Regions from separate parts of the Homo sapiens genome. Here region 1 is linked to region 2. The links are chromatin loops, found by intact Hi-C in ENCODE. Cell type or tissue: Calu3. All regions are shown on one strand. Each heading gives the region's core, and the rest is flanking DNA. Links, peaks and the distances in the headings are about the cores only.

Region 1 (16,521 bases), core at 5,201-13,200, 260 kb after region 2:
GGAGCATTTCCTACTTAATTGTCCTTCAGGGCCTCAATTGAGTATCACCACATTATACTTTCAGCTCAACATATTATGAAGAACCTTCTGCAAGTCAGCTTTTTCCTTGGTCCGTCAGTCTGTAATTGGGATTTGTTCATGAGAGCATAGGTGCAGATTAAGGAAGACGTGACAGTACCTTAGGGCTAGGCATATTGGGAGTGAGAGCCATTTTTGAAAATTATTAAAACTTGTACCTCCAAGGATCTGCTCATGCTACATCTTGTATATTCAGCTACCACTTGACCATAGAATACTTCTGGGCACACCTGATCATATGCTTTCTTTCATCAAGCAAAAATAATTTATGATGGATAGCTTAGGGTACACAGCTACATATTTTTTCATTGTTAGGTGTTCACTCTCTACAAAGCTCCTATAGCAAGCCAGGAACTATTTCTAAAACAAAGAATTACTACCTGCCAAAAAGGGCATAGATGTTTTCTCAGACCGACTGTGGTTCTCTTTCTAAGGCTCGTAATAGGCTCCATAGAACATTCTTGTCAACCACAGACATTTTAGGCACCATTATATCTACTAAATCATTAGAGCCGAAGGGCAAAGCTGCTTGAACTGAAGTTCACAATCCTCTGTGGAACCTGTAAGCCATATGAGTAACTCAGTAAGTGAAAGCAGTACAACTGCATGAGGTGTGTGATGTTTCCAAAATTCAAAGACTACCAAATACTGTCCTTTCTTAATGGTTAAAAAATGTGAAATGCTACAACTTTTCTTTCAATTTGGAGAGGATATGTTGCCATGACCTAGACCACTGTTCATGAACAAAGATATGGGAATTCAATGAGGAGCCTTTACCCTTTGTTTAACATACTAGAGTTTTGTTTGTTTACAGCCGTGTGCCACATAACAACATTGCAGTCAGCAATAGACTGCATACACAATGATGGTCCCATAAAATTATAGTAGAGCTGAAAAATTCCTATTTACTAGTGATGCCGTAGCCATAGTAATGTTGTATTGCAATACATTACTCACATGTTTGAGGTGATCCTGGTGTAAACAAACCTACTGCACTGCCAGGCATATAAAAGCATAGCACATACAATTAGGCACAGTATGTAATACTTGAAAATGATAATAAATTACTATTTACTGATTTTCGTGTTTACTATGCTTTTTATCACTATTTTATAGTGTACTCCTTCTATTTATTAAAAAAAATTGTAAAACAGCCTCAGGTGGTCCTTCAGAAGCAGGTCTTCTTCCAGAAGAAGTCATTGCTATAGAGGATATGACAGCTTCATGCATGTTATTGCCCCTGAAGATCTTCCAGTGGAACAAAATGTGGAGATGGAAGAAAGTGATATTGATGACCCTGACCCTGTGTAGGCCTAGGCTAATGTGTGTGTTTGGGTCTTAGTTTTTAACACAAATTTAAAAAGTAAACAAGCAATATTTTTAAAAATAGAAAAAAGTGTTATGGAAAAAAGATAGAAAACAGAAAATATTTTTGTACAGCTGTACAATGTGTTTGTGTTTCAACCTAAGTGTTATTACAGAAGAGTCAGAGTTAAAAAAATAAAAAGTGTATAAAATAAAAATGTTACAGTAAGTGAAGTTTAATTTGTTATTGAAGAAAGAAAAATATTTTTACAAATTTAGTGTAACCTAAGTGTACCATGTGTATAAAGTCTACAGTAGTATACAGTAATATCATAGGCCTTCATATTCACTTACCGCTCACTCATTGACTCACCCAGAGCAACTTGCAGTCCAGCAAGCTCTGTTCATGGTAAGTGCCCTATTCAGGTGTGTCATTTTTCATATTTTATGCTGTATTTATTTCTACATTTAGTTATGTTTAGATACACAAATACCCTTGCATTCCAATTGCCTGCAGTATTCAGTACAGTCACCTGATGCACAGGTTTGAAGCATAGGAACACTAGGCTATACCATACAGCCTAGGGGTGTAGTAGGCTACACCATCTAGGTTTGTATAAGTATACTCTAGGATGTTCACACAATGATGAAATTGCCTGTGGACATAATTTTTCAGAACATCAGCCCATCATTAAGCAACACATGACTGAATTTGCTTTTGTCATACAGAGGAACTAGAATCTTAGTGGACTACCATATCTATCATTCCTAGAAATGATACCACCTTGTTGCACAGCTCCAGGGAATACCATTAACCTGATGATAGCCACTGCATCATGCAAAGATCCCTGATGGTCAAGCTACCATCTTTACTTCCTGAGCCCTGCCACAAATTATTGCTAGCTGTTTCATCTTGCCTCAGCTGGTTAAGTGCCACCCAGAGATATCATCATTTTGATTACAATGAGGGGGCCCGTTCAATGGCAGTGCCTCCTCCCTTTATCCAAAGTACACCTGCTTTTCTAAGAGGGTGGTGCTCTGCTCACCAATGTACTTCCCAGTCTTGTAGTGAAGAGAATGTTCTCTTTGATCTCTCGGGGGATATAAAGTGTGGGTAAATGGCTCACATATAATAGATTAACTACACAAATTCAATGTCTTTAAACCTATTTATTTCTTTTTTTGCATGATCACAGGAATTCTAATGTCTTGATTTCACTTAGTCTACTCCCCAGTTGAATACAGATTTTAGCCAACCAACAAGACCAACAACCAGAACCATGAGTTGCTCCACCCAGCACATTGAGTGCAGAATTTTGGGCAAAAGTATTTATATCAATAAATTAAGCCCAGTCTAAAATACTGACTGTATCTCCCTTAGAATCTGTCCTTACATAATTATCCATGCTTTTTCTTGACACGTATTAGCAAAACCTTGGAGTGTTTTGGTGTGCAAGTCTTCTCATCTCAGGTTTGACTTTGTAATACCTTATTCCTTAACCCCAGGAACACTAGAATCTGCCTCTACATTTAGGCTTAGAGGCAATGACAGTTGGTAGATGTTAGATAAGAGTTAATGACAAGAATCAGCTCCAAAAGGGGAGGTTTCTGACAGCAAAGGAGTTTCAGCGGAATTGGGAGGTTTAAGGTATAAAAAGTTATCCAAATCATTGCAGATGTTCTTCTTCCAATTTTCAGAGTGTCATTATTTCCCAATCAATACCCTAATTCTCATGTAGGAGGCCTGGCTAAGAATTTAACCTATATTGTATTTCAGTAATCTGAAAGATCACATTTTGGATCTGATTATAGTCTCCATCAAATCAGCAGCAATAAGAGGTAATGTACTCTTATAATAAGAGCGATGTACTTTTAGGACAGTTATAGAAACTCCTTAGTTCTGTGACTGCATTTTAAGAATTTAAAACCACATGTTTATGCTTTAAATTTTAACATCCTCCTACACAGTTATGAATTACCAGTCTATTCTGTACACTTCATGATGATGTTTGTTATTCGGCACCCCTGTGCCGTAGCCTTGCCTTCCATGGACAGTGCATTGTAGGAAGCCACAAATGATTATTCCAAGTAACAATCTGTCACTCTGTGCAATGGGCAGCCACTGTTACATTCTCTAATGACAATGGATACCCACTGTCTTCAAATTTAATTAGGTCAGTACCAACCTGAGATCTCCCTTTTCTTGAGTGTGTGTTACCGACAACCACTTATTTTAATAATTAACCTATTTGCTAGGATATCTAGTTAGAAACAATACAATTCGTTCTTGTTAGTTTAATAGGATTTTTTTTTTTTTACAGGTTATCTTATTACAAATAAGTGAACTTCAGAATTGTATTTCATGGGGATGGTGCTGGAGAAGATAGGGAATATAGCACAGATGCCTTGTAACCAGAAAAACATATCAAAGAAACACATCTTTCAAACACAATGAGTATCCATTGTCATTAGAGAATGCAACAGGGGTCACCCATTGTGCAGAATGGCAAAATAATTACTTGGAATAATCATTTGCAGTTTCCTTCAAGGTAGTGTCTACTGAAGGCAAGACTTTGGTACAGGGGCTGCTGAGTAACACCATCATCAATACCACAGGACTGTTCTAGCAGGAACTCCTCTGTGTCACTGTCTTCCCACTACATCCATATTTTCACAGACCACACACTAGAACCTCCACCTTCACTGTCTCAAAACAATCAAGCATTTCTGCCATGAGTCTCTCCAAGTAATATCATCACATCACTTTACTCTCTTCCACTAAATCTCATCTAACTGACATGCAGAGCTGTATTAGTCCATTCTCACACTGCTAAAAGATACTACCTAAGACTGGGTAATTTATAAACAAAAGAAGTTTAATTGACTCACAGTTCTGCATGGTTGGAAGCTCTCAGGAAACTTACAACCATGGCAGAAGGCAAAGGGAAAAGAAGGCACATCTTACATGGTGGCAGGAGAGAGAGAGAGAAGGAGGAAGTACCAGACACTTATCAAACAACCAGATTTCGTGAGAACCCACTCACTAGCAAGTGAACAGCAAGGGGGAAATCTGCCCCCATGATCCAATCACCTCCCAGTAGGTCCCTCCCTCAACATGTGGTGATTACAATTCGAGATGATATTTGGGGGGACACACAGCCTGAAAAGACAAGAAGTAAAATGATGTCTTTTATTTTTCAAACACTACGAATTAGTGTGTTTGAAAAATACACACTAATAGTGTGTTTGAAAAGTACACAATAATTAGATTGACATTTATATGTAACAACCCACTAAACCCACTCTTCCAGAGCCAAACGACCCATATGTCACTATTGCAGTCTGTTTTCCCACTAACGGTTTATAGATTGATGGATTGATTCAACAAATAACAATACATTACTAATACATGTTTATTACTGTGCTAGGTTCTGGAGACACAAAAATGAACGAGGTATGGTGGCTTTCCTCTAGGAATATGCTGTCTAGAAACAGGGATAGATAAACAAAGAATTGTAATAAAGAGTTATCAGTGCCAAGATTGGCCTGTATACGTTGAGTTCACAATATATGTACATGGGATTCATAATATATGCATACATCAGTTCACAATAGAAATGGTACAATTTCTACTAAAAGGAAGAAATGGAGAATTATGACAAACATCAAAGAGGTTGTCAGTTACTTTGAACTTAATCTTGAAAAGCAAATGCATATTTAATATATGGACAAAGGAAGGTGAGAGAACAGCATGAATAATGCATCCTACCTCGGCAGAACCCACTTCAGCATTACACATTACTTTATGATTCTTCTCATTGGTGTCTTTCATGGAGTAGTTAAGATTTATAATTATCACAATTTATTCTCAGAGAAGATCACTGAGCCATTGAGGCAGAATTTGGGATATGAAATATCCTCATAACCATACTACAAATAATTAGAGAGATAGACTAGAGTAAATCTAAGAGTTTGCAGTCTGCAGCCAAGCATAATTGGTTTAGATTCTGGTCCCACAACATATATTTAATCCAGGGAAAATAATTTAGTTATTCTAAACCTCAGTTTCTCACCAATAATTCTAAATAATAGTTCTAAACCAACATTTCCCATAGAATGTGTATCTAAACAGTATAGCCTCTTAAGGTTGAGATTATTTAATAAGTTAATGTCTATAGGAATCCACCTGGTCAATTTCTGATTTATAAAAAGTACTCAAATATTAGCTAATATAATTAGGCTTTATTTGACTTAGCTTTTACTGTGTGATTCTGGACATATCCAGCATATCCTATGCTATCTCTTTCTCCATGGAAATTTAATCAACACCAGACAACACTTATGATTAATTAATAAAACAGGTTACTTGAAAACCACAAAATCCTCCAGATCACCATGTGTTTTTAAAATAATAATATTGCTTGAACTGATAGATTCATTGTAACGTCACTTTCAATGACACGCAAGGAGTAGATTACTTAGGGAAAATAAAAACCTCACGTTCACTGGCACGCAAACAGACAGCAGTTATGTATAGGCAGCAGTTATGTTGAAAACTCGATCAACTCAGCAGGAGAAAAAAAACATTCAGCATGTAATTAGCTCAAAGTGTTGAGCTCTCTTTTCTATTTTTTACCTGGATGTGCTGGAGTCTTGCATGAACTGCTCATAGTTACTACAATCAATGCCATGGCCATGAAAGAAACCACTAACTGTACCAGTGTACCAACTAAACTGTATCTCAAGGCATAAAAAAGGGAGGTAGTATGAATAATATGGAAGAAAATGGACTGTCACTTGTTTCAATATATCTTAGTGAAGAAGCAATAGAACTTACTGGTAAATGGTGAAGACACTGGGAACAACAAGAATGCCTGGTTTGCAATGCCAGCTCATGCATTTATTACCTATATGAACTTAGACAAGCTTAATTTCTCTTTGTCTTAATTTTCTCTACCATAAAATTGGAATAATAGGACCTCACAGGACTAAAGAAATCAGTACATTCAGAGTGCTTCGAATAGTGTCTGGCTTATACAAAGTGGCTTTCAAGAAACATTAATTATTTTTATGCTTAAGATCACTAATCATCAGGGAAATGCAAATCAGGACCACAATGTAATATTACCTGACACCTGTTAGAATGCGTATTTTTTTTAAGAGACAAAAGATAGCGAATTTTGACAAGGATATGGAGAAAAGAGAATCCTTGTATATTGTTGGTGGTAATGTAAATGAGAATATGGGAATAAATGTGGAAAACAGTATAAAGATTTCTCAAAAACTAAAAATAGAATCAACTTATGTTCCAGCAATCCCATTTCTGGGTATATATCCAAAGGAAATGAAATAAGCATCTTGAAGAGATATCTGCACCCTCATGTTCACTGCAGCATTATTCAGAATAGCCAAGATAAACAATCCACCTACATGGGGGGTGGGGAAAATGGGCATATATTGTTTTAAGAATACAAAGTTAAATCCCACATATATTTGACATCACCCCAATTCCCCATGATGATGCAGGGGTTCCTCCACTGCCTTGTAAAATCCAAGCCAGATTTCTCCCAGCTCATTCATTTCTCTGTCCTTTCCTATGATCTCCTCAAAACTTACCTGTTCAAGGTTTTATCTCCATTCTTGGACTTTTTGAACAGTTGGAACTCTATTGATGAAATTAATCTGCAGAAGTTGATAATGTCGATGTAAGAATAGTGCAATAATGTATCTCTCTAGATTAGGTGTTTTCTATTATAATGGGGGATACAGTGCCTGTAACCAAAGTAACTCATAATGGTTGTTTTAGACTGTTGGGGAAATGATTTTGGAAGAAATATTTATTTAGACCTCCTCAAATCATTTAAACTGCTGTGAAACCTTTGTTCTGATGGATAAAATTACGAGGAAGAAAAGGAGAAAGAATCCAGCCCTCTAGTAGTAGGTATTTTACATAACAGTTAATGACTCTTAAGTCCTTTTTTTTTCTTTTGAGACTGAGTTTCGCTCTTGTCGCCCAGGCTGGAGTGCAATGGCGCGATTTCGGCTCACTGCAACCTCCGCCTCCAGGGTTCAAGTGATTCTCGTATCTCAGCCTCTCGAGTAGCTGTGATTACAGGCACGTGCCACCACGCCCAACTAATTATTGTATTTTTAGTAGAGACAGGGTTTCATCATGTTGGCCAGGCTGGTCTCGAACCCCTAACCTCATGCCATCCACCCTCTTCGGCCTCCCAAAGTGCTGAAATTACAGTCCTGAGCCATGGTGCCCAGCCTCTTAAGTCCTTTTTAAGTTCCACACTACTGTATATACGTTAGCTCATTTAATTCTCACAACTGTATAGAATAGGTAACGTTAATAGTCTTATTTATGAATGAGGAAATAAGAGACACACTAAGTGAGGTCACACTGCTAGTCATACAGCAAAGCAAAATTCAAAACCAGGCATTCTAGGTTGGAAGCCTACTCACTTTACTAGTCTGCAGTACCACCCACCATGAAGCAGCTCATTCAGTCACTACAAAAGCCATGAACCATGTCAGTATTCGTTCTACTTAATGGGAAAAATATTTGCCCAAGGTCTCTCAACAAGGAAATAGAATTGGGATTCAATTTTAGTCCTGCCTGTTCCCAAAGGCTGTGTCATTTCCACTATACAAAGCAGCTTCTATGTGGCTCTCAAGTTCCCTTTGCAGCTTTAATTTCTCTTACACCGATTTCCTTGCAATAGAGTTGATATATACTAGGCACCTCAGGCAAAGTGGCACAGGTATTTGGCATTTGCTTTTCTCATGATATCTAGCTGAGGGTGGGGTCTAACTCTTCAGGAATATATTCCACTGTGCTTTCAACAAAACTAGTAATTGTGGCGTCTTCTAGCATTTAGGCTGCCTAATGGCTAACTTAAAAAGCTAAAGGTGACTTTACTCAGATAAAGTAATTCTGTCTGCACTCCTCTATAGTAATTTAATGTCTTGTAATTCTGTACACCATTAAGGAGCAATTAAAAGCAAGCATGTTAGGTTTCAATTCTCTAAACCTCGCAATGCAAAGTCACAGATCCTGACTCCCATTTCATTTGTTTTTAGAGGCAATGCAATCAGGACACGAATCTTTCTTATTTCTTTCCCCATTTCCCATTATCCTTCATATCCCTCTTGCCATCTAAGGGACATATGTCCCCTTGACAATCCTTCAGAGAAAAAGAATTTAGCATGAAACAGACGTGGAGTGTGGGAAGGGGGTGGAATTGAAAATAATGACAACAGCATACTCCAGAGAGATCCTGATTTCCACCTGATTTCCAGAAAGACACCCTCCTCCTGAATTCTTTTTCTTTGGCTGCTAACTACAAGTGACTGAATTAGCCTTTCATAACACTGAGGGAAGGGGCTGAAACAGGAAGAAAAAAAAAGCCCTGAGAGGAAAATTCATTGGAGGAAGCATAAATGACAATGATGTATACTAGATGTTTTTTTTTTTCTGAGAGCAGGTTTTATTAGAAAAAAGAAGAGGGGAGCTCGCCTCTTTGAACGCCTCTCTCCCTCCCACCAGCATTGGGATAAGCTCTTGACAGACATTAACCTTCACCAGGCTCCTGTGAGCTAGGTATTTACCATCTGGATTTCAGTTGATGAAATCAAAGAGGCTCGATTACTTGCCTCGGGGCGTGAAGTTAGAGAGGAACATCAGGCCTGACTCTAAAAGCTGGTATCTCTTTGGAGGTCATCAACCCGACAGTTAACAACTTGATTAACAAATACGTTTTGAGCATGATGCTGAGACTGGAGATAGAATAAGGTCTACGCCGTGAATGCTGCCCTCTGTTGGAGGAGGGTAGAACGTACCCCTTGTTTTCTGTTTGTATTTGCAGCGACCTCTGTTAGAGTAACACAATTGGCCTCCTGTGTCATCCTTCCTGGTCATTCCCCCAGGGCAGGAGACGGGCCCCAATAATTGGTAAGTTAGGAAACAAAGTATTGAACACAGTGTAGCCCTCTTTCAGAATTCTGCTTTGAGGACTCTCTGCTGGCAGAGAAACTATACCCTTTCTCATTCACTCTAATTTTAGGCTTAAAAGCCTTTCCCCTGTGAGCAGGTTGGGTCTCCAGTTCCATCGCTGAAGTATGAGTAGTTTTTCTTTTTCTTTTCTTTTATTTTAATTAATTAATGTATTTTTTATTATACTTTAAGTTCTAGGGTACATGTGCACAATGAACAGGTTTGTTACATATGTATACATGTGCCATGTTGGTGTGCTGCACCCGTTAACTCATCATTTACATTAGTTATATCTCCTAATGCTGTCCCTCCCCCCTCTCCCCACCCTACGACAGGCCCCAGTGTGTGATGTTCCCCACCCTGTGTCCAAGTGTTCTCATTGTTCAATTCCCACCTATGAGTGAGAACACGTGGTGTTTGGTTATCTGTCCTTGCAATAGTTTGCTCAGAATGATGGTTTCCAGCTTCATCCATGTCCCTACAAAGGACATTAACTTATCCTTTTTTGTGGCTGCATAGTATTCCATGGTGTATATGTGCCACATTTTCTTAATCCAGTCTATCATTGTTGGACATTTGGGTTGGCTCCAAGTCTTTGCTGTTGTGAATAGTGCCACAATAAACATACGTGTGCATGTGTCTTTATAGCAGCATGATTTATAATCCTTTGGGTATATACCCAGTAATGGGATGGCTGGGTCAAATGGTATTTCTGGTTCTAGATCCTTGAGGAATCACCACACTGTCTTCCACAATGGTTGAACTAGTTTACAGTCCCACCAACAGTGTAAAAGTGTTCCTATTTCTCCACATCCTCTCCAGCATCTGTTGTTTCCTGACTTTTTAATGATCGCCATTCTAACTGGTGTGAGATGATATCTCATTGTGGTTTGGATTTGCATTTCTCTGATGGCCAGTGATGATGAGCATTTTTTCATGTGTCTGTTGGCTGCATAAATAAATGTCTTCTTTTGAGAAGTGTCTGTTCATATCCTTTGCCGACTTTTTGATGGGGTTGTTTGATTTTTTCTTGTAAATTTGTTTGAGTTCATTGTAGATTCTGGATATTAGCCCTTTGTCAGATGAGTAGATTGCAAAAATTTTCTCCCATTCTGTAGGTTGCCTGTTCACTCTGATGGCAGTTTCTTTTGCTGTGCAGAAGCTCTTTAGTTTAATTAGATCCCATTTGTCTATTGTGGCTTTTGTGGCCATTGCTTTTGGTATTTTAGTCATGAAGTCCTTGCCCATGCCTATGTCCTAAATGGTATTGCCTAAGTTTTCTTCTAGGGTTTTTATGGTTTTAGGTCTAACATTTAAGTCTTTAATCCATCTTGAATTAATTTTTGTATAAGGTGTAAGGAAGGGATCCAGTTTCAACTTTCTACATATGGCTAACCAGTTTTCCCAGCACCATTTATTAAATGGGGAATCCTTTCCCCATTTCTTGTTTTTGTCAGGTTTGTCAAAGATCAGATGGTTGTAGATGTTTGGTATTATTTCTGAGGGCTCTGTTCTGTTCCATTGGTCTATATCTCTGTTTTGGTACCAGTACCATGCTGTTTTGGTTACTGTAGACTTGTATAGTTTGAAGTCAGGTAGCATGTTTCCTCCAACTTTGTTCTTTTGGGATAGGATTGTCTTGGCAATGCAGGCTCTTTTTTGGTTCCATATGAACTTTAAAGTAGGTTTTTCCAATTCTGTGAAGAAAGTCATTTGTAGGTTGATGGGGATGGCATTGAATCTATAAATTACCTTGGGCAGTATGGCCATTTTCACGATATTGTTTCTTCCTATCCATGAGCATGGAATATTCTTCCATTTGTTTGTGTTCTCTTTCATTTTGTTGAGCAGTGGTTTGTAGTCCTCCTTGAAGAGGTCCTTCACATCCCTTGTAAGTAGGTATTTTATTTTCTTTGAAGCAATTGTGAATGGGAGTTCAATAATGATTTGGCTCTCTGTTTGTGTGTTACTGGTGTATAGGAATGCTTGTGATTTTTGCACATTGATTTTGCACCCTGAGACTTTGCTGAAGTTGCTTAAGGAGATTTTGGGCTGAGATGATGGGGTTTTCTTAATATACAATCATGTCATCTGCAAACAGGGACAATTTGACTTCCTCTTTTCCTAATTGAATACCCTTTATTTCTTTCTCTTGCCTGATTGCCCTGGCCAGAACTTCCAACACTATGTTGAATAGGAGTGGTGAGAGAGGGCATCCCTGTCTTGTGCCAGTTTTCAAAGGGAATGCTTCCAGTTTTTGCCCATTCAGTATGAAATTGGCTGTGGGTTTGTCATAAACAGGTCTTATTATTTTGAGATATGTCCCATCAATACCTAGTTTATTAAGAGTTTTTAGCATGAAGGGCTGTTGAATTTTGTCAAAGGCCTTTTCTGCATCTATAGAGATAATCATGTGGATTTGTCTTTGGTTCTGTTTATATGATGGAATATGTTTATTGATTTGCATATCTTGAACCAGCCTTGCATCCCAGGGATGAAGCCAACTTGATCGTGGTGGATAATTGTTTTCATGTGCTGCTGGATTCAGTTTGCCAGTATTTTATCGAGGATTTTTGCATCAAGGATTTTTGCATCGATGTTCATCAGGGATATTGGTCTAAAATTCTTTTTTGTTGTGTCTCTTCCAGGCTTTGGTATCAGGATGATGCTGGCCTCATAAAATGAGTTAGGGAGGATTCCCCCTTTTTCTATTGATTGGAACAGTTTTAGAAGGAATGGTACCAGCTCCTCTTTGTACCTCTGGTGGAATTCGGCTGTTAATCAGTCTGGTCCTGGACTTTTTTTAGTTTGTAGGCTATTAATTATTTCCTCCATTTCAGAGCCTGTTATTGGTCTATTCAGGGATTCAACTTCTTCCTTATTTAGTCTTGGGAGGGTATATGTGTCCAGGAATTTATCCATTTCTTCTAGATTTTCTAGTTTATTTGCATAGAGGTGTTTATAGTATTCTCTGATGGTAGTTTGTATTTCTGTGGGATTGGTGGTGATATCCCCTTTATCATTATATATTGCATCTATTTCATTCTTCCTTCTTTTCTTCTTTTTTAGTTTTGATAGTAGTCAATCAATTCTGTCGATCTTTTCAAAAAACCAGCTCTTGGATTCATTGGTTTTTTTGAAGGGTTTTTTTTGCCTCTATCTCCTTCAGTTCTTAGTTATTTCTTGCCTTCTGCTAGCTTTTGAATGTGTTTTCTCTTGCTTCTCTAGTTCTTTTAATTGTGATGTTATGGTGTCAATTTTAGATCTTTCCTGCTTTCTCTTGTGGGCATTTAGTGCTATAAATTTCCCTCTACACACTGATTTGAATGTGTCCCAGAGATTCTGGTATGTTGTGTGTTTGTTCTCATTGGTTTCAAAGAACATCTTTATTTCTGCCTTCATTTCGTTATGTACCCAGTAGTCATTCAGGAGCAGGTTGTTCAGTTTCCATGTAGTTGAGCGGTTTTGAGTGAGTTTCTTAATCCTGAGTTCTAGTTTGATTGCACTGTGGTCTGAGAGACAGTTAGTTATAATTTCTGTTCAATTACATTTGCTGAGGAGTGCTTTACTTCCAACTACATGGTCAATTTTGGAATAAGTGCAATGTGGTGCTGAGAAGAATGTATATTCTGTTGACTTGGGGTGGAGAGTTCTGTAGATGTCTATTAGGTCCACTTGGTGCAGAGCTGAGTTCAATTCCTGGATATCCTTGTTAACTTTCTGTCTTGTTGATCTGTCTAATGTTGACAGTGGGGTGTTAAAGTCTCCCATTATTATTGTGTGGAGTCTGAGTCTCTTTATAGGTCTCTAAGGGCTTGCTTTATGAATCTGGGTGCTCCTGTATTGGGTGCATATATACTTAGAATAGTTAGCTCTTCTTGTTGAATTGATCCCTTTACCATTGTGTAATGGCCTTCTTTGTCTCTTCTGATATTTGTTTGTTTAAAGTCTGTTTTATCAGAGACTAGGATTGCAACCCCTGCTTTTTTTTTTTGTTTTCCATTTGCTTGGTAGATCTTCCTCCATCCCTTTATTTTGAGCCTATGTGTGTCTCTGCACATGAGATGGGTCTCCTGAATACAGCACACTGATGGGTCTTGACTCTTTATCCAATTTGCCAGTGTGTGTCTTTTAATTGGAGCATTTAGCCAATTATGAAGTATGAGTAGTTTTTCTTTTTCTTTTATTTTATTTTAATTAATTAATTTATTTTTTATTATACTTTAAGTTCTAGGGTACATGTGCACAACGAACAGGTTTGTTACATATGTATACATGTGCCATGTTGGTGTACTGCACCCGTTAACTCATCATTTACGGGTGAGTTCTGATGTTATTATGTGTAAATTTTATCCTGTCATTATGATGTTAGCTGGTTATATTTAGTTGATACAGTTTCTTCCTAGCATTGATGGTCTTTACAATTTGTCATGTTTTTGCAGTGGCTGGTACTGTCTGTTCCTTTCCATGTTTAGTGCTTCCTTCAGGAGCTCTTGTAAAGCAGGTCTGGTAGTGACAAACTCTCTCAGCGTTTGTTTATCTATAAAGGATTTTATTTCACCTTCACTTATGAAGCTTAGTTTGGCTGGATATGAAATTCTGGGTAGAAAATTCTTTTAAGAATGTTGAATATTGGCCCCCACTCTCTTCTGGCTTGTAGAGTTTCTGCCAAAAGATCCATTGTTAGTCTGATGGGCTTCCCTTTGTGGGTAAACCGACCTTTCTCTCTGTCTGCCCTTAACATTTTTCCTTCATTTCAACTTTGGTGAACCTGACAATTATGTGTCTTGGAGTTGCTCTTCTCAAGGAGTATCTTTGTGGCATTCTCTGTATTTCCTGAATTTGAATGTTGGCCTGCCTTGCTAGGTTGGGAAAGTTCTCCTGGGTGATATCCTGAAGAGTGTTTTCCAATTTGGTTCCATTCTCCCCGTCACTTACAGGTACACCAATCACACGTAGATTCGGTCTTTTCACGTAGTCCCATATTTCTGGAGGCTTTGTTCGTTTCTTTTTACTCTTTTTCCTAAACTTCTCTTCTCATCGCATTTCATTCATTTGATCTTCAATCACTGATACCCTTTCTTCCATTTGATCAAATCAGCTACTGAAGCTTGTGCATGCGTCACATAGTTCTCGTGCCATGGTTTTCAGCTCCATCAGGTCATTTAAGGTCTTCTGTACACTGTTTATTCTAGTTAGCCATTCATCTAATCTTTTTTCAAGGTTTTTAGCTTCTTTGCGATGGGTTCAAATATCCTCCTTTAGCTCGGAGAAGTTTGTTATTACCGATAGTCTGAAGCCTTCTTCTCTCAACTCATTAAAGTCATTCTCCATCGAGCTTTGTTCCATTGCTGCTGAGGAGCTGCATTCCTTTGGAGGGGAAGACGCACTCTGATTTTATAATTTGTAGCTTTTCTGCTCTGGTTTCTCCCCATCTTTGTGGTTTTATCTACCTTTGGTTTTTGATGATGGTGACATATGGATGGGGTTTTGGTGTGGATTTCCTTTCTGTTTGTCAGTTTTCCTTCTAACAGTCGGGACCCTCAGCTGAAGATCTGTTGGAGTTTGCTGGAGGTCCACTCCAGATGCTGTTTGCCTGGGTGTCACCAGCAGAGGCTGCAGAACAGCAAATATTGCAGAATGGCAAATATTGCTGCCTGACCATTCCTCTGGAAGCTTCGTCTCAGAGGGGCACCCAGCTGTATGAGGTGTCAGTCGGCCCCTACTGGGAGGCGTCTCCCAGTTAGGCTACTCAGGGGTCAGGGACCCACTTGAGGAGGCAGTCTGTCCATTTTCAGATCTCAAACTCTGTGCTGGGAGAACCACTACTCTCTTCAAAGCTGTCAGACAGGGAAGTTTAAGTCTGCAGAAGTTTCTGCTACCTTTTGTTCAGCTATGCCCTGCCCCCAGAGGTGGAGTCTACAGAGGCAGGCAGGCCTCCTTGAGCTGGGGTGGGCTCCACCCAGTTCGAGCTTCCCAGCTGCTTTGTTTACCTGTTCAAGCCTCAGCAATGGCAGATGCCCCTCCCCCAGCCTCACTGCCGCCTTACAGTTGGATCTCAGCCTGCTGTGCTAGTGGAGCCCTCTGAGCCAGGCGCGGTATATAATCTCCTGGTGTGCCATTTGCTAAGACCGTTGGAAAAGCGCAGTATTTGGGTGGGAGTGACCTGATTTTCCAGATACCATCTGTCACGGCTTCCCTTGGCTAGGAAAGGGAATTCCCCGACCCCTTGAGCTTCCTGGGTGAGGTGATGCCCCGCCCTGCTCCATGGGCTGCACCCGCTCTCCGACAAGCCCCAGTGAGATGAACCTGGTACCTCAGTTGGAAATGCAGAAATCACCTGTCTTCTGCGTCGCTCACGCTGGGAGCTGTAGACTGGAGCTGTTCCTGTTTGGCCATCTTGTAACCTCCCCCTGAGTAGCTTTTCTTTTAGAGTGTATTACCATTAGCCAGGCAATCAGACCTTCTCTCTATGCTCCCAAGTTTCTCAATATCAACTTTAGCTTTGATAAAGGCGATGATTTGTAATTCTATCCGTGCGTCTGCCTGACCAATGTTTCCCTTATCTCATAATTAGTTGCAAACTCAGTTGCATCCCCAAAACCCTCAATGGGTTCACAATCTCATAGAAAGAGCCTTATATAGCTCATGACAAAGTAACATTACATCTGTTATCGCCAAGTGCCAATTTCCTATTTTAAAATCCTTCTTCTTATTTTCTGAAGACAGGGTCTCTGTCACCCAGGCTGGACTTTAGTAGTGTGATCATGGTTCACTGCAACCCAGAACTTCTGGGCTCAAGCAGCCCTCCCACCTCAGCCATATGAGGAGCCGGTACTACAGGCCTGGACAAGTGCTGATCTCTATAGACAGAAGCACACACAGGGCATTGAGAAGGCACCATGCTTTGTTTAACACTCTGCTGTTTCTATCCTAAGATTCTTAACAGTTTTTAAACAGAGGGTCTTGCATTTTCATTTAGCACTGGGAAACAGCACGAATAGCTTTCCTCAATTTAGCCAGTGAAGAATTTTGGAAGATCTTAAACAGATTCTTCATAGTGAGGTCTGTTAACCATGGTTCTTCCAAGGAAATAACTGAAAATTATGGAAGAAGTGTGTGTGTGTGTGTGTGGCGGG
Region 2 (16,521 bases), core at 2,701-10,700:
TGGAAAAAGAGAGGAATTGCAATGAGTTTTTAGGGCTTCAAGAACAAATGCCATTAAAGGTTTACAAAAGGGAAAGGCAAGTCTAGACGTTTCATTGTCGTTCTCTTCTATGTTTATAATGTGTTTCCCTTTGATGAAAGACATAGCATCATTCTTATATTTCTGACTCAGACATTCTTTGCTTCACTTTGTCACTGTAATACTCAATTCAGGTAATCACCGGCCGAGAGCAGAGTGGTAGAATGCAAAAAGGACTAGTCTAGGATTCCAGATCCTAGTAGCTGGGTTCTAATTTTGTGTCCTGCCAGAACAGCTTATGTGAATAGTCCCTTAACCTAGTAGGGGCTTAACGTTTCTTCTATAAAATGGGTCAGGCTAGTTAAGTTAAATGATTGTTAAGGTTCTTACCTCTGACAACCTGAGCCCTCATGTGTACATGTTTTTATGTGCAGTTTGTCTTTATTATTCCCTTTGCGAGCTTACATATTTTATGAACAGTATAAATGGGTTGTAATGTAGTTTCTTCCCTCACAGTGATTGCTTGAAGTTATTAAAGGTGCTACCAGCCAGGTACTTCTCACTCTGGTTTCTAAATTCATTTCAGGTAGGACCTTAGGTGCTTTCTACGGCCTTTAACTCTCTTTTGCTAAAGGTGCTGAAGGAGAACTAAGAAGTTGAGTGACGAAGTGCAAGGGCCGTTGACTCAAGTCTGGAAGGGATCTGTGTTCTGGTTCATGATACACTGCCAAATAATTGGTTGTTAATTTTTTGGTCCTTGGTTTTCTTAGCTCTGCCATAAAAGGATTCAGCTGGATCTTATCTAAGATACCTTGTTGCTCCACCAATCCATGATTGAATTTATTAAATGTAGTGCCACCCACCCTTGTTAGGTGCCCTTGAGATCTGTTATTTAGAGGATTGCTGCAATGGCACAAGAGATGTATTTGGAAAAATCTGATCAGTGAATATTAAGACCATTCTACTTGTCAACTACTGTGCATGTTTTATGTCTTAACCTTCATATTAACCCTAGGAGGTAGTTTTTCTTTGTGTATTTTATAACTATATAAACTGAATCATAGACAACTGAAATAACTTCCCTAAGTCACTAGGACCATTAGGTGGCAGAGGCATGATTCAAATGCTAGTCCGTTTGATTCCGAGTGCCTCTCAGCCCCCATCACTCTGCTTTAGTACTTAGTAGTGGACACCGTAGGGGAGAAGAAAGGGCAAGGGCTTTGGAACCATCTAACTTCAGTTTGAATGACAGCCGTACTATTGACTGTGTAATCTCTAGTGGGTGACTTCTCTCAGTCTTAGTCTCTGTTTTCATATCTCAAGATTAACACTGACCTAATGGTGATGATAAAAGGATAAAGTGAAATCACATGCAAGAATATGTTTTTGGATACATAGCAGGCATTTATTAATGGAAGCTGTTAATATTTTAATTGTTTACATATTCATCATCTATATGCTTGTATTCATCATAAAGTTTATTTTTTGGCACAATTGTTATGCATAATGCACTGCTGTAGGCGTATTGGTTGTTAAATGAACTCTAGTATGTGAGAGTTTACAGTTAGATAACAAATACATAGAGTGGAACTTTTTAGGATAATTATTTTATACCCATTTTACAACTTTGGAAATTAGTGTCCCGAGGTAAGGTGGCTTTCTTGAGTAATAATCTACTGCATTTAACATTAGTTAATAATAGTAATTATTTACATGCCTTATGAATTAGATTACTTCTAGATAATTTACAGAATTGCCATGTACATCTCTGATTTATTTGGAAGAAAATGTGATAGCAAGGTTGTATTTCATGTAGACAAAGTGTGAGATGGAGAATACAGTAGGAAGTACTACATTCCAAAAGATTAAAAAATCTTTCCTACTAGATTTTAATCACTCATTTTTTCTGAAATTTGTAGAATATTTAGTGATTTGCTTTCCTGACTGTGTTAGCAGATGTCATCATACCCCTAAAATTCCACTATTGGTAATAATCAGGCTTCAGTATCTTTAAGAGTAAACCTCCTCTGGAAATTTAGAAATGCCATAGAAAACACTTCAGTGCCTAAAGATGTGTTTTGTCCCCTGTAGAAAATTCTTTGTTTGACACCTCCTATGTGGGAGTTGCCTTTAACCTGTATTTTTACTTTTGTATTTTAGAGCCCTACCTCATTCTTTTGACCTTTGTGTCAGAGACACCTCCAGCAATAGTAGAGTTGACCATTTTGAGTCAGCATCTGATTTGTTTTGAATTTATTGGTTTCTATGCATCAAATTCATTTATACTATTTTTACTTACAGTATTTGGTGTGACTTGATAGCTCAAAAGGGTTATTTTATGCTTTCTGTTCCACTTCTGTCTATAAATTTTGCTTTCACAGCGCAGTCAGCAAAACTAATGGGAACCATGAAGCCACTTTTCTTTTTAAGACGATCATTTCTGACGTTTGTAGTTGGGCCAAACTTGATCCCACCTCCCAGCACCTCAGAGCCACTGCAAGGTTTATCTGGAGAGGGGCCACCCTGGCTTTCTCCTGCAAAAGAAGATTTGGGCTTTCAGGTCACCAAGTGTTTGCTGCAGATTGGTTCTCATTAAAATAAACTCTGGACAGTGGTCCATAATTTTATTATCGACCTTTGATTTTCTTGAGGTTGGAGAGGCATCCCTTTAGAATGACAGATTTTTTCTTGGAATTTCATAATTATATAAAAAAGCAGTGATTAAAAAAAAGCAAGTTACTGGTTAAGAAAGCTGGATTATGTCCTTGATACTCCAGTGACATATGACATTTACTTTTCTTAAACTAAAATTTAAGCTTCTCTCATTTCCTCACATCTTCATCTAGAATTTCATCCTCAACTAGAGTTGCTTCATGTATAGGTCATGTGATAAATAGAAACTGTAAGTGTATCATTTGCATATATTGCAGTTATCCTATACTTACTGAGCACCTATTATATCCCATGAATTGTGTCCATTCAATTCCTACGAAACCCCTAGAGGTGGCGATTGATAATTTTCTACTATTAAATTGAGGAAAGTTAATTTCAGAGAGGTCGCATTATTTCCTCAAAATCACATTCTTAATAAGTAATAATATAGTGATTTCTACTAATTGCTTGTCACACACTAGGCGATTTGCTAAATGCTTAATGTGGACCATCTTACTTAACCTCACAGTACTTTTATATTACTCTTGGTTCCCAAGTGAGGAAGCCAGCACTTTAGGTCTTACGTGACTTTGCTCAGATCACCCAGCAGGTAAGAGGTGAATACCAGTTTAAAAATCAAGGAAAATTTCATTTCTGAGTTCACCCTCTTAACCATCAATATATTATTATATTGCTTTGTGATTGTTACAGTGTATAAAAGCTCTGAATCATATCTCAGGTCTCTTACTCTGGAACTTATTCTGTGTGTGCTGTGGCCTTCACCCTGTAGTTAACCTGTGCCCTCTGTATATTCCTCCTTAAAAAGAATGTTAGAAAATGGACTCTAGGCCGGGCATGGTGGCTCATGCCTGTAATCCCAGCACTTTTGGAGGCTGAGGTGGATGGATCACCTGAGGTCAGGAGTTGGAGACCAGCCTGGCCAACATGGCAAAACCCTCTCTCTACTAAAAATACAAAAATTAGCCAGGCGTGGTGGTGCGTACCTGTAGTCCCAGCTACTCAGGAGGCTGAGGCAGGAGAATCACTTGAACCCAGGAGGCAGAGGTTGCAGTGAGCCGAGATCACACTGCAGCACTCTATCCTGGGTGACAGAGCGAGGCTCTGTCCCAAAAAAAAAAAAAAAAGAAAATGAACTCTAATGTATAATGTCACATCTATGAAAAACACACTTTTGGTTTAATGTCTGGGAGCCAGTTCTGTCCTGTATTAAGGGTCGTCTTTGGTATAAATGGTAGTTTGTGGGCTTCCTAGAGCCAATTGTTGGTTTGTGTATTTGAGGATTGTGATTCCCTGTCACATGTCTATTAGAACACAGTGTTGCCTTAGCAGGCAACAGAGTTGATTATTAGGATAGGCCTTCCTGCTGCTTTCAAATCAGACTTCTGAGTTACTTACCAATTTTGAGGTAAGCCTTAGTAGGAACATTTTTTTTCTTTTATTTATTCTTTGATCTTCCTTGTAGGTTGGGATAATTCTTCACTATTCCACCCTTGCCACAGTACTATGGGTAGGAGTGACAGCTCGAAATATCTACAAACAAGTCACTAAAAAAGCTAAAAGATGCCAGGATCCTGATGAACCACCACCTCCACCAAGACCAATGCTCAGGTATCTCATATCTTTGTTGTATTAATTGTTTTGTTTGCTTTCATTGAAGCATAATCATAAATTATAACAAAATTGCTGAGTGAATTTTGGGAAGTAAAAGAACGGACTTGTATGCAGGACTGCCTGGTTTTGAAAATGGCTCAGGCATCCTTCCCGCTGCGAGTCCTCAGACAACTTCTGTACCCTCTCTGAGCCTTCCAAGATCATCTCAAAAGTGGGGCTGATTCTCCCATCCTCGAGTTGTGAGGAATAAATGAGTAAATGGGCAAAGCACTTAAGAGGGGATTGGCCATATAATCGGCTCTATGAAACTGTCAGCTGTTTTTATTTCCTTGAGGTCTTATGTCATACTCAAGTATGTATCAGTTTAATTATTCTATGCAAAGGACAAGAAGACTTGTGTGTTTTTCCTATCCATTATAATATGAAAAGTGGTAAATGGATTATCATGCTGGATGAATAAAATCTATCAGTGATGACCAAGCTTGTTGAATGCCTGATATGTCACTGGCCCTGGGCCAGGGATTTACAGAAGACTCCCTTGCCCTTTGGGAGTTTATAGTCTGCAGGAGGAGAAAGGCATGAGCACTGACTGCGCTGTGTGAGAAGCATAGTGGAGATAGGTTCTTTGAAAATGTAAAGAAAGAAGCCATTAATTTTGGGGGCGGGGGGTTGTTAGGAAATGCTGGACCACTGGCGTGAACTTTACTGTGATCATGACAAAGTGTAGAAGTGAAGAGTGAGCTGAGGAAACCTTGAGGAATGCAGTTTGGCTGGAGCCTCAGATGTTTGGTGTCAAGTAGCAGGAATTCAGGATGAAAGTTGGCTTTGAGGCCTTTGTGTGTCCTATTTAAAATGTGGGCAGCCACTGAAGATTTTTAACTAAGGGAGTGGCCTGACATGGTGTCATTTTAGAAGGATAGCTATGGCTCTAGTATGGAGTATAAATCAGAATTCCTAAGAACAAGGAATTCTGCTGAGGTTATTAGGGCAGCCCCCATGAAGACCAGAACAGTGTCAGGGAGAACACAGAAGAGGACACAAGTTTGAGAGGCTTGAGGCAGTTTCTCTAGGATTGATGTCCAGCTGGATTTAAGAGAGTTGTGTGAGGGAGAGAAATTTGAAGATGGCTGCAAGTTGTCTATTCTAGCTAGCTAGCGTGCCTTGACGGAGGGTGTTTCCATCAACTGAGAAATAAGATAGGAAAAGCAGAAATGGCAGGTGGGCGGGGGAGACATGGAGAGGGGAAATGGGGTGGCAGGCTCCTCAGTACTTTCTTGTGGAATGTTTACATTTTTTAGAAGTCCAGGGCTCAGCAGAGAGGACAAGCTAGAGATTGTCTAGGAGGAGCAGGAGACATTTCCTTATGTGGTCACTGAAGCCATGATAATGAATAGGAACTCCCAGGGAGAAGTTAGTTAAGAAAAGAACGATACTTGGACCTTATTAATGTTTAATAGATGGGCCGTGGAAAAAGTCACTGGATTTTTGGCTGCAGAAAGAGAACACCCGAGAACATGGATGATTTGTGGGAGAGTGGTTCTGTGTTTGACAAGGAGCAGCAGGGGTGCTCCGTGGCCCCAGAGTTATGTTGTAGGATGAGATTTGACACCTCCCTCACTTCTATTAAGAGAAATGAGAGATGATGGTGTTTGGCTTAGAAACTTGGGAATCTTAACCTTAAGCAGCTGTTCATTCCTATAAGGTTCTGAGAAGAAAGATAAAGAGTTAAGGAAAAGGCAGCTGGTGCTTCAAACTCTCTGCAGTCCCCAAATGACACACAAGTATCCTCTTTGCATTAGACAGCTCAAGCTCCGCCCTCTAGCCCTGCTTCCCCCATATCCTTGAGCTTATGGAAGCCTGAGCAACACTGCTGCCTACCTGGAGGGTGGGACACGAGATTTGCCAGTGAGATTCTTCTGACCCCAGAGAGGACATTTTTAGCATCATGGTGGTGAGTGGGTACAGCTGACAATAAGGTGATAAAGGCGAGAAAGTGGTGGTACCAGCGTTGGCAGAAGGAAGAGAGAAAAGAAGTGGTAGTTCAAGGAAAGTTTTAGAAGATGGGGAAACTTGAATATATATATAATACGTATTTTATATATATATATAATACGTATTATATATATATAATACGTATTTTATATATATATATAATACGTATTATATATATATAATACGTATTATATATATATAATATGTATTTTATATATATATATATATAAGCAGTAGAGAAGCATGCTAGAAATAAGCAATAGAGAAGATTTTAAAGATGCAAAATAGGGTTATTTGATAACAAGAACGGGGGTAGGGGGCGTTGAAAGAAGACAGAGAGGGTGATAGGACCCAAGATTAATTTTGGAAATAATACTTTCTTTTCAGGTAAGAAGCAGATGTGAATTAGTACAGCAGGAAGAAGGGGAAGGTCACGTATTATTGGCATCTCTCTAATCTGTGGAATAGAAGGCAGAATTATAGTTTTATAGGGTAATTAGTTTTCAGCAGTACTAACATCATGTTAAAGGATTTTAGTAACTAGGTACAAGGAAGAAACAATATATGGACAAATGTATCAGAGATATTGCCTTTATCCACCCAGTGCAAGATTTGGGGCCATGTCTCAGGAAGGAGCAAACGCAAAATTAAGATTCTGACTTACCCAGAATGGAAATTTATTTTCAGAGAGATCAAGGAGCTCAGAGATGAGCACAGAGTTTTTCTTTGTAGGACCAGTCACTGCTCTGTTTCAATCAGTTTTTATTGCACCATCATTTCCCTTGCTGTCCCCACCTCTCTTTGGAAAAGGGGTCAGGTAGGGCCTCTGCACTCTGTGAAGCTGCTGGGATCCAGATACCTTCCTTACCTTAATCTCAGTGGACTGGCGATGAGATACACAGCAGTGGGCAGTCCTGGGACATGCAGGTTGAGCTGAACATTAGTCAGTAATTAATATGTCATTACATTTCTTGTGTGAACTAAGGCACTTTTCAGTTCACCGGCTGAATCTAAAAGAAGCCAGTTCCTGCTACAAAAAAAAAAAAAAGTAAGAGTAAGTAAGCTGAAATCCTACCAGCAGGCTCAGAGTGTTACTTTGCCTGTCCACAAGGTGGCAGAAGCCGATCAGCTTTCCTCTACTCAGAAACTTACTAGACCTTGTGCTTTAAAACAAGAAATCTAAAAAACAAAATAAAAACACATTACTGCTAATAAATCAGCCTCCCAACTTAACTCTCAGCTTATTATTGGAATAAAGATAATAATTAATCTTCAGGGAATGACTTTTGAAGTACTGAGACATTATGAGAGATACATGTTAAGAAATGGAATGATGAGTGGTTTTTCCTGTGATTCCTCCTTCTAGATTTTACCTGATTGGTGGTGGTATCCCCATCATTGTTTGCGGCATAACTGCAGCAGCGAACATTAAGAATTACGGCAGTCGGCCAAACGCACCCTAGTGAGTATTTTATATTCTCTGTGTACTTGACCCAGTTGTTTCTCTTTTAAGTATTTTCTAGGCATTACAGGTGATTGCAATTTCGTAGATAATTTGTTGAAACATGTAGCATCGATCTGGTTTACCATTTTCTTTTCCAGTTGCTGGATGGCATGGGAACCCTCCTTGGGAGCCTTCTATGGGCCAGCCAGCTTCATCACTTTTGTAAACTGCATGTACTTTCTGAGCATATTTATTCAGTTGAAAAGACACCCTGAGCGCAAATATGAGCTTAAGGAGCCCACGGAGGAGCAACAGAGATTGGCAGCCAATGAAAATGGCGAAATAAATCATCAGGATTCAATGTCTTTGTCTCTGATTTCTACATCAGCCTTGGAAAATGAGCACACTTTTCATTCTCAGCTCTTGGGGGCCAGCCTTACTTTGCTCTTATATGTTGCACTGTGGATGTTTGGGGCTTTGGCTGTTTCTTTGTATTACCCTTTGGACTTGGTTTTTAGCTTCGTTTTTGGAGCCACAAGTTTAAGCTTCAGTGCGTTCTTCGTGGTCCACCATTGTGTTAATAGGGAGGATGTTAGACTTGCGTGGATCATGACTTGCTGCCCAGGACGGAGCTCGTATTCAGTGCAAGTCAACGTCCAGCCCCCCAACTCTAATGGGACGAATGGAGAGGCACCCAAATGCCCCAATAGCAGTGCGGAGTCTTCATGCACAAACAAAAGTGCTTCAAGCTTCAAAAATTCCTCCCAGGGCTGCAAATTAACAAACTTGCAGGCGGCTGCAGCTCAGTGCCATGCCAATTCTTTACCTTTGAACTCCACCCCTCAGCTTGATAATAGTCTGACAGAACATTCAATGGACAATGATATTAAAATGCACGTGGCGCCTTTAGAAGTTCAGTTTCGAACAAATGTGCACTCAAGCCGCCACCATAAAAACAGAAGTAAAGGACACCGGGCAAGCCGACTCACAGTCCTGAGAGAATATGCCTACGATGTCCCAACGAGCGTGGAAGGAAGCGTGCAGAACGGCTTACCTAAAAGCCGGCTGGGCAATAACGAAGGACACTCGAGGAGCCGAAGAGCTTATTTAGCCTACAGAGAGAGACAGTACAACCCACCCCAGCAAGACAGCAGCGATGCTTGTAGCACACTTCCCAAAAGTAGCAGAAATTTTGAAAAGCCAGTTTCAACCACTAGTAAAAAAGATGCGTTAAGGAAGCCAGCTGTGGTTGAACTTGAAAATCAGCAAAAATCTTATGGCCTCAACTTGGCCATTCAGAATGGACCAATTAAAAGCAATGGGCAGGAGGGACCCTTGCTCGGTACCGATAGCACTGGCAATGTTAGGACTGGATTATGGAAACACGAAACTACTGTGTAACATTGCTGGGCTTCCTAGGCAGAAATTCATATAAACTGTGATACTCACATTCCTTGAAGCTATGAGCATTTAAAAACTGTTTACAGCCACCATAGGGATTCAAAAGAATTTGGAATAAACTTTGAAGTTTTGGATTTTACTTATTTTTATCCCCAAATTGTTGCTATTTTTTAGGATCTGAAACAAAATCTTTCTAAAACATTGTTTTAGTTGTCAAAGCACCAACAGGACATTTTGGGATGTGAAATGTAATTTCTTGGAATCTGTAATTTGTACTTAATATTTCAGGCTTGTATTTAATATAATAAATAGGTGTTTGTTATTGTGTCGATCTGTTATTTTTATATTTTACAATATAAGCATTTAGTTCTATTTTAATGAAATTAGTGGTTTGGGGTATTTTAATTAGAGTTACACATAAGTCAGTTATATATATATATTGCATGGTTAAGTGTATTGATTTTGGCACATAAATCAAAGTGATTTTTGGGTTGCTGTATTTTATAAGTCTAGTTTTAAATATTACCAGGTTTTAAAAGGATCTCTCAGGATGTTTTTTGAAAATGGAAATGCCTAAAAAACTTCCTACGTTGCCTTACTTTTGCGTTATTCCTTGGATCCTATTAATACTATTTTCAACATGGTCGTGGCCTTTTCATTGCTTTATATTCGGTCTTAAGTTTCTTACTCTTTTTGGTGTGGCCAGGTGGGGGTGATTGCTGCACGAAAGTTATTCTTGAATGCAAATGAAGAGCTACCACTTAAGGTTCACATTCTTCAATATTGGCTCTTATGTTGACTTTTATTTTGTACTTAAACAGATAAAGTTCCTTAGATTCATGCTGAAGTACTGATTAAATCCCATTCCGGAATTCTAAAAACAGCTCTACTGCAAAAGTTCTCGCTCACTGGTCTTTGCTACACTGCAGTCTAACCCATCTCCTGTCCTGAGTCTCACTGTGGTTCTCAGTTCTCTCGTATGCAAGACAATGTCTGCAAAATTGACACAACTTTGATCTCTTTTCAGCGGAAGTCTAAAGGTTTGAATCAGATTGGATTCAAAAGTACATATTCGAGAAATGCAAAAAAGAATCAAGCCGTTTAGCTTAATAAACTTCAAATTCTGAGAGATTAACTGCTTATGTACAGAGAACAATTCTCTGAGCCATCCTGAGATTACCCATTCTAGTGTAAATGTTCACTTTTCACTGGGTTACTGCATTAGAAATGTTATTTTGCTTGACAATAATAAAACCGATAGTTCTACTTAAGCCTTTTAGGTTTGAGTTTTAGAGATGTTATTTTATGGTGGGGGAAATAAAGCAGCCAGTGGATAGATTTGGCTATATTTCCTGGTTTATGGTCTCCTGGTAAATTGATATATTATGTACAAGATGGTGTTTGGAAATGACAAAGATAAGCTAATAAGAAATGGAGTGAATAATTCTTATTTATCACTATTTTTTTGTTTGCTCGGTGTTTAACCTGTTTGACCTGCTGGTCAGCTGTACCTAGGGAGATAACTTTCTTGTTCTTCTTTTTCCTGCCTCTGCATAGGAAGTGAGGAATTTTCCTTCCTGGAAGATGTTGCCCATTCAGCAAGCATTTATTCATTTAAACATGCCTTATTTTAGGTAACAGAACAGGTGCTGGCGGTGGGGAAGGACTGGAAAAGAAATCAAACACTTGGAAGAAGATGGAGATTCTGCTAAAAATGTTCAAGGGGATTTTGTTACTCATAGCGTGGAGAGTGATGAGCGATCACTTACTCATCCTTAGTATTTCAATTAGAGTTTTGATATTTGTATATAGGAAGTGAGTAATATATTGTATTCCTCCCACCTTTGTCGTTTATGATTTATAGCTGAGATTCTCTATTTTTCATAGAATTGTAAACTGCTAACAGATGTTTCAGTTTTCTTAGAGATCAGCATGATCATTTTCCTAATTTAAAAAATTTGACAACTAAGATCCAAAGAATTTCTGGCTTGCTGGACATGCTGGCAGGTTATACCATGCCCACGGCTAGAACCATGTTTGCCAATGCTGAGGCCGCCGTGCTTGGCAACACATTTCATTGCTTTTACGGTGTTTATTATCTATAAAATTGTATCAGACTTTATTCTTATCTTAGTTGTTTTGAGTTTTAGTTTCATAATAAGGTATAGTTGGTTATATTCTGCTTAAGGAAACAGTTATGATTCTTTTATTTCATGACAGTTGTTTTGTTTTGTTTTGTTTTGTTTTTAGAGTTGAGGTCTCACTCTGTTGCCCAGGCTGAAGTGCAGTGGGGATCATAGTTCACTGTAACCTCGAGCTCTTGGGGTCAAGCCATCCTCCCACCTCAGCCTCCTGAGTAGCTGGAACTACAAGAACAAGCCAGTAGCCCGGCTGTTTTTCTTTTTATTTTTGTAGAGATGGGTCTCACTGTGTTGCCCTGACTGGTCTCAAACTCCTGGCCTCAAGTGATCCTCCAACCCTTGCTTCCCAAACTGTTGAGATTATAGATACGAGCCATTGAGCCCAGCCAAAAGTTGTTTTCTTAATGTAAACATTATATCTACAGATTACATATATAATGTTATATACTAACCTGCTTTTTAGGTAACAGTTAGAAATTAGATTTGTGTATGACTATTTTTGTGACTAGATTTATATACTAACGTACATGTATATTAATATTTCAGGTCATTAATAGGTGGCAACTGATTTTTAAATCTCAGGATATTTTGGATAAATGTAACAATGTAACTATATGTATGTTCAATATATTTATATTAGTAATATATACAGATGGCAACTTAGGTTTAGTTGCTGATTGGAATCTATACATAGGTCTCATTATAGAGAAGCAACAATGTTAGAACAGACTTACATGTTTCAAGTATTGAGTTCAGAATGCCCAAACTGAAGTTGGTTGAGAACATACAAAATTAGGAAGTAAAAACATTAACTGAAAACATCTGATGCAGGAATTAAACTAAATCATCAAGGTAAGTGAGGCATACAACAGCAATCCAAAATTTAAAACAAATCTTAATTCTGTTTTTCTTTTTGGATTCCAGTAATCATTTAGTTATTTTAATATTGACTCCAGTGCTTTTATCTGAGAGGTGATTTGATTGTTCATAATCACTTAATGATGTTTTCCAAATTTGAGTCATTCTGTCACTTTTGCTAATTTTGTTATATTTTTCTTAACACTTGTATTAATGCTGTCCATGGATTATTGCTTATATTGAAATATAAGCAATAATAAATTATATTTATTATATATATAATATATTATTGAATATATTGAATATATAATATATTATTGAATAATATATAATATATTATTCAATATATTATATTGAAATATAAGCAATAATAAATTCAAAATAAAATCAATAGATTTATTTGTATAAACAAGGCAATTTCTCCTGAAGGAGAAATTTTTCATTGTTTGTAATCTGCCAGTGCTAAAAATGTGACTGCATGTTGCTAGGTCTTAGACAAAGGTGAGATTGTAACCAATGAAATTCTGCTTTTTGTTTGTTTGTTTAGTTTTGGTATGAACTCTCTTGAATCCTTCTGACCTACTCAGATCATTTCACAGCCATGTCTTTTATTGGCCATGAGAAGCTCCTAAGCAGTGGTCATAACTGGGCTACGGGGGATACTGATTGATGAACATGTACAGTGTGTGTTAACTTAGTTGTTGTTGGCTGATAAACGTGGTCTTTCCACCTTTTTTGTAGACCCGACCCAGCTTTGTATTATGTGAGGCCCCAGGCAGCCTTTGGATAAAGCTTTTTCTTCAGCCTCCTTTCACTGGGGATGCCAGAGGCTTAGAAGTAGATACTGAATGTGAATTTACAGGACCATAGTATTAAGAAGCTTACATTTATAGAGTCATTGATGGAGGTGGACCACTACGTTCTCTGATAAAGTTCAATGCTTAGAATTACTTCCTGGCCCAAATCTCACTAGTCTTCTGTTCAACAAACTTGTTTGATGCTGCTTAAAACACATATTAACCTAATTGCATCATATTTACAAAATGGTAGGAGAAAAGAGACTGTGTGTGTGTATGTATATGTAATCCATTATTTACTGCTGCCATCTGGTTTAAGAAGACCTTTATCAGGTATTTTCAAAAAGTTCAAAATGTTTTCAGAAGACTCTTCAGATGCATTCCAAAGAATCCAGCTAATCACATCTTCAATTTTGTAATCATTGTGTTCACCCTGTTTTGGCATATAATACTGATGAAGGTTTGCTTTTATGGATAAATTTTGATGTTCTAATCAGGACCTATATTTGCAAGACATGGTTGCTTGCAAAGCTGGATTTGGTCATGAGTACTGTGAATGGAAATTGATCTCAGGACCCCCAAATCACTAAGCCAAAGGAAAAGGTCAAGCCAATGGGAACTGCACTGGGCAAACCTGACTCCCATTCTATTCCTAAAATAAGATAGCTATGAAGATAAAAAAAAAAAAAAAAAAGCTACATACTTCCTCACAATGTGCCCACCAGGAAGTTCCTTGTGGACAAAGGACAAACAGAACTCAAAGTCATCCCTCTGCTCATGTGAGACAAATGCGTATCTGATTGCTTCCTTTGCCCTGTTGTTTCACTAAGCCAGACTAAGGCATAAGTGACTATAAATTGTGTATTCGATGAAAAGGTAATCAGAAATTCAAAAGAATGCAATAGTTTGTCTCTTATCTACCTATGATCTGGAAGCCCCCTCCTGGCTTTCCAGACCGAGTTGTACCACCTTTTCAGACCAAACCAGTGTACATGTTACACATACTGATTGATGTCTCATATCTCCCTAAAATGTAAAAATCCAAGCTGTACCCCTACCACCTTGAGCACATGTCATCAGGACCTCCTGAGGCTGTGTTATGGGCATGTCCTTAACCTTGGCAAAATAAACTTTCTAAATTGACTGAGACTTGTCTCAGATGTTTTGAGTTCACAGTGTTACCCGAAAGCGGTCCTGATCCAGACCCCAAGAGAGGGTTCTTGGATCTCGTGCAAGAAAGAATTCAGGGCAAGTCCACAGTGCAAAGTGAAAGCAACTTTATTAAGAAAGTAAATAAAGGAATTGGCTACTCCATAGAGCAGCCCCGAGGGCTGCTGGTGCCCATTTTTATGGTTGTTTTTTGATGGTATGCTAAACAAGGGGTGGATTATTCATGCTTCCCCTTTTTAGACTATATAGGGTAACTTCCTGACGTTGCCATGGCATTTGTAAACTTGTTACGGTGCTGGTGGGAGTGTAGCAGTGAGGACAACCAGAGGTCACTCTTTTGGCCATTTTGGTTTTAGTGGGTTTTGGCTGGCTCCTTTACTGCAAACTGTTTATCAGCAAGGTCTTTTTGACCTGTATTTTGTGCTGAACTCCTATCTCATCCTGTGACTTAGAATACCTTAACTGTCTGGGAATGCAGCCCAGTAGGTTTCAGCCTCATTTCACCCATCTCCTATTTAAGTTGGAGTTGCTCTGGTTTACATGCCTCTGACATTTCCACCCTCCCTTTTATAACAGAACCCTTAATCCTAAGGGTTGCAGATGGACAAAGATTCATCTTCTGTAACTTCTTCAGGCTGAATAGGAATGATGATATTCCTGCCTAACTATTAGGGTCTCTTGTGTTCAGGGTAGACAGAAGCTCAATCAGAAAGCATCAGTATGGCGAGGGCCGTTTACGACTCGAGTTTCGACAAGAGGTGTTATCTGGAAGATTAATAAGTGTTCAATTTAAAACATTCAGTAAGCTTGTCCTGTATTCCTGCACGAAGAGTAGAACAGCAATATATTCCATAAAAGTAAAGCAAAATAAAGTTATTCCAAGTAAACTAAATTAGAAGGCTTTTTATGAACTGGGCAACTGTTGGAACTAAGCTGGTATGGGGTTGTTAGCTGATTGTAATGTGCCCAGCATTAGAATACTAATCCAGATTTTTATATTACCCATCCTTCTTGTTTCTTCTGAGCAGCAGTCAGAGATCACTGGTTGGTTCACAGGAATAAGCAGGATTAGCCTAAATTGCAGAAACAAACTTAAAACAACAGATGAGACTAGAATTTAATAACAAGTTTACCATAGTTCTTGAAACATACTATTTCTCTCTCCAGTTTCCTATTTTTACTAAAGACAATTGATGGTAAGACTGATTTACTTTATTATAATTGGCCTGATTATTTGTATAAAGTGCAGCAAGAATAATTATTTTTCACATAGACTTTTTAATTGGCTTTAAAGGAACTCTGTTTCATAAGGAATCTCAGATAAGACTTTTTTAAAGCCGAGCCCCTCCATGAGTTTGTATCCTCAAATACCTATAAGTTGGGTAAATTCCTTTCTTTTTGAGGTCCCAAGATAACTTTGGGCTCCTAGGCCTGTAAGAAAGTGACATTCTTTACCATAGTTCAGAAACCCTATACAGGGACTATATAGGCGAGGTATGAGGCCAGTTCCCCAGAGGGCTTTTATTGGCTCTACAAGTCAGGTTTGATTCCTTAAAGGAAAACACACCATTCCAGTCGAAGCCTTGGTAAAAACCAATTTCTCCAATTGTGTCCGGTTACAAAAGAAAACAGATTGTTATTGCACTTATGCAAATAACTATATAGCCATAAATTAAGAATACTCACAGTTTCCAAATTTTGGAGAAATCATAGAGAGAGAAACAAATAATGCTCCAAATTTTGTTCACAGGAGGGTATTTTACTCAATTGCTGAAAGCTGTAAATAACTCAAAAGAAAAGTATTCTTAACTCTGAAAAGCAAAACAAAGGATCAGCAGCATTTTAAGCAAAGTTAAAAAGATTACACTTCTTCAGTTTAGTCCATGTAGTTAACTTCTATTTGATAGTTATGAACATTTCAGCTCCTTGTGAGGGTTCTGAAAGCTTTTTCCTTTATTCTGATGTCACAATCTACAAAGTTATCAGAAAACCTGCATTTAAGAACACCTGCTAGAGTTCTATAGTTGATTATAAACCACCTTCTAAAGAGATTAAAACAACAATTGTCTGTGAACGATTCTGGAAGTTTTAGGACAGCCACTATTAAAGCCACAATTGATAAGGAAATTTGGTTACTTCTGTGGCACACAAAATTTTACATAACAATTAACACATTAAACCATATTAGAATTATAGGAGTTTCCCATAGCTTTGGAACATATACCAATAACACATTTATGTAACTATAGTCCAAAGAAAGCAAAGCACTATTTCACATTTGATAATGCTTCCTGTATGATTTTTATACCAAATAAGCCAAATTTTACCTTTACATTAATGTACTATTAATTTGAAACCCGTTTTAATAAAATCGTATGGACATATTTACCCAATTTTAATGTTTAACTGTAAGATA

Evidence for each region. Peaks named below come from ENCODE experiments on the same cell type or tissue, not always from the same donor. Only the 100,000 strongest peaks of a DNase experiment are listed, where the experiment ranks them.
Region 1: a loop joins it to region 2, with 4 times the contacts of the local background. A loop is called at or near these places in 15 of 110 quality-filtered maps.

What each region holds. Positions count from the first base shown.
Region 1 is chr4:22,122,335-22,138,855 of GRCh38, reverse strand. No RefSeq gene overlaps it. Among named protein-coding and RNA genes, the nearest start is that of KCNIP4, 180 kb to the right of the region's middle. In Calu3, for the core only: a CTCF peak has its summit at 9,240 (motif pointing left); a DNase peak (open chromatin) is centred at 9,215.
Region 2 is chr4:22,380,323-22,396,843 of GRCh38, reverse strand. It overlaps ADGRA3 (adhesion G protein-coupled receptor A3), which reads left to right. Exons shown (of 19, transcript NM_145290.4): 17 at 4,154-4,299; 18 at 7,661-7,756; 19 at 7,897-9,468. The coding sequence ends at 9,139. Among named protein-coding and RNA genes, the nearest start is that of MIR12115, 130 kb to the left of the region's middle. RefSeq lists an enhancer at 10,352-11,551. In Calu3, for the core only: no CTCF peak of the experiment used is centred there; a DNase peak (open chromatin) is centred at 7,393.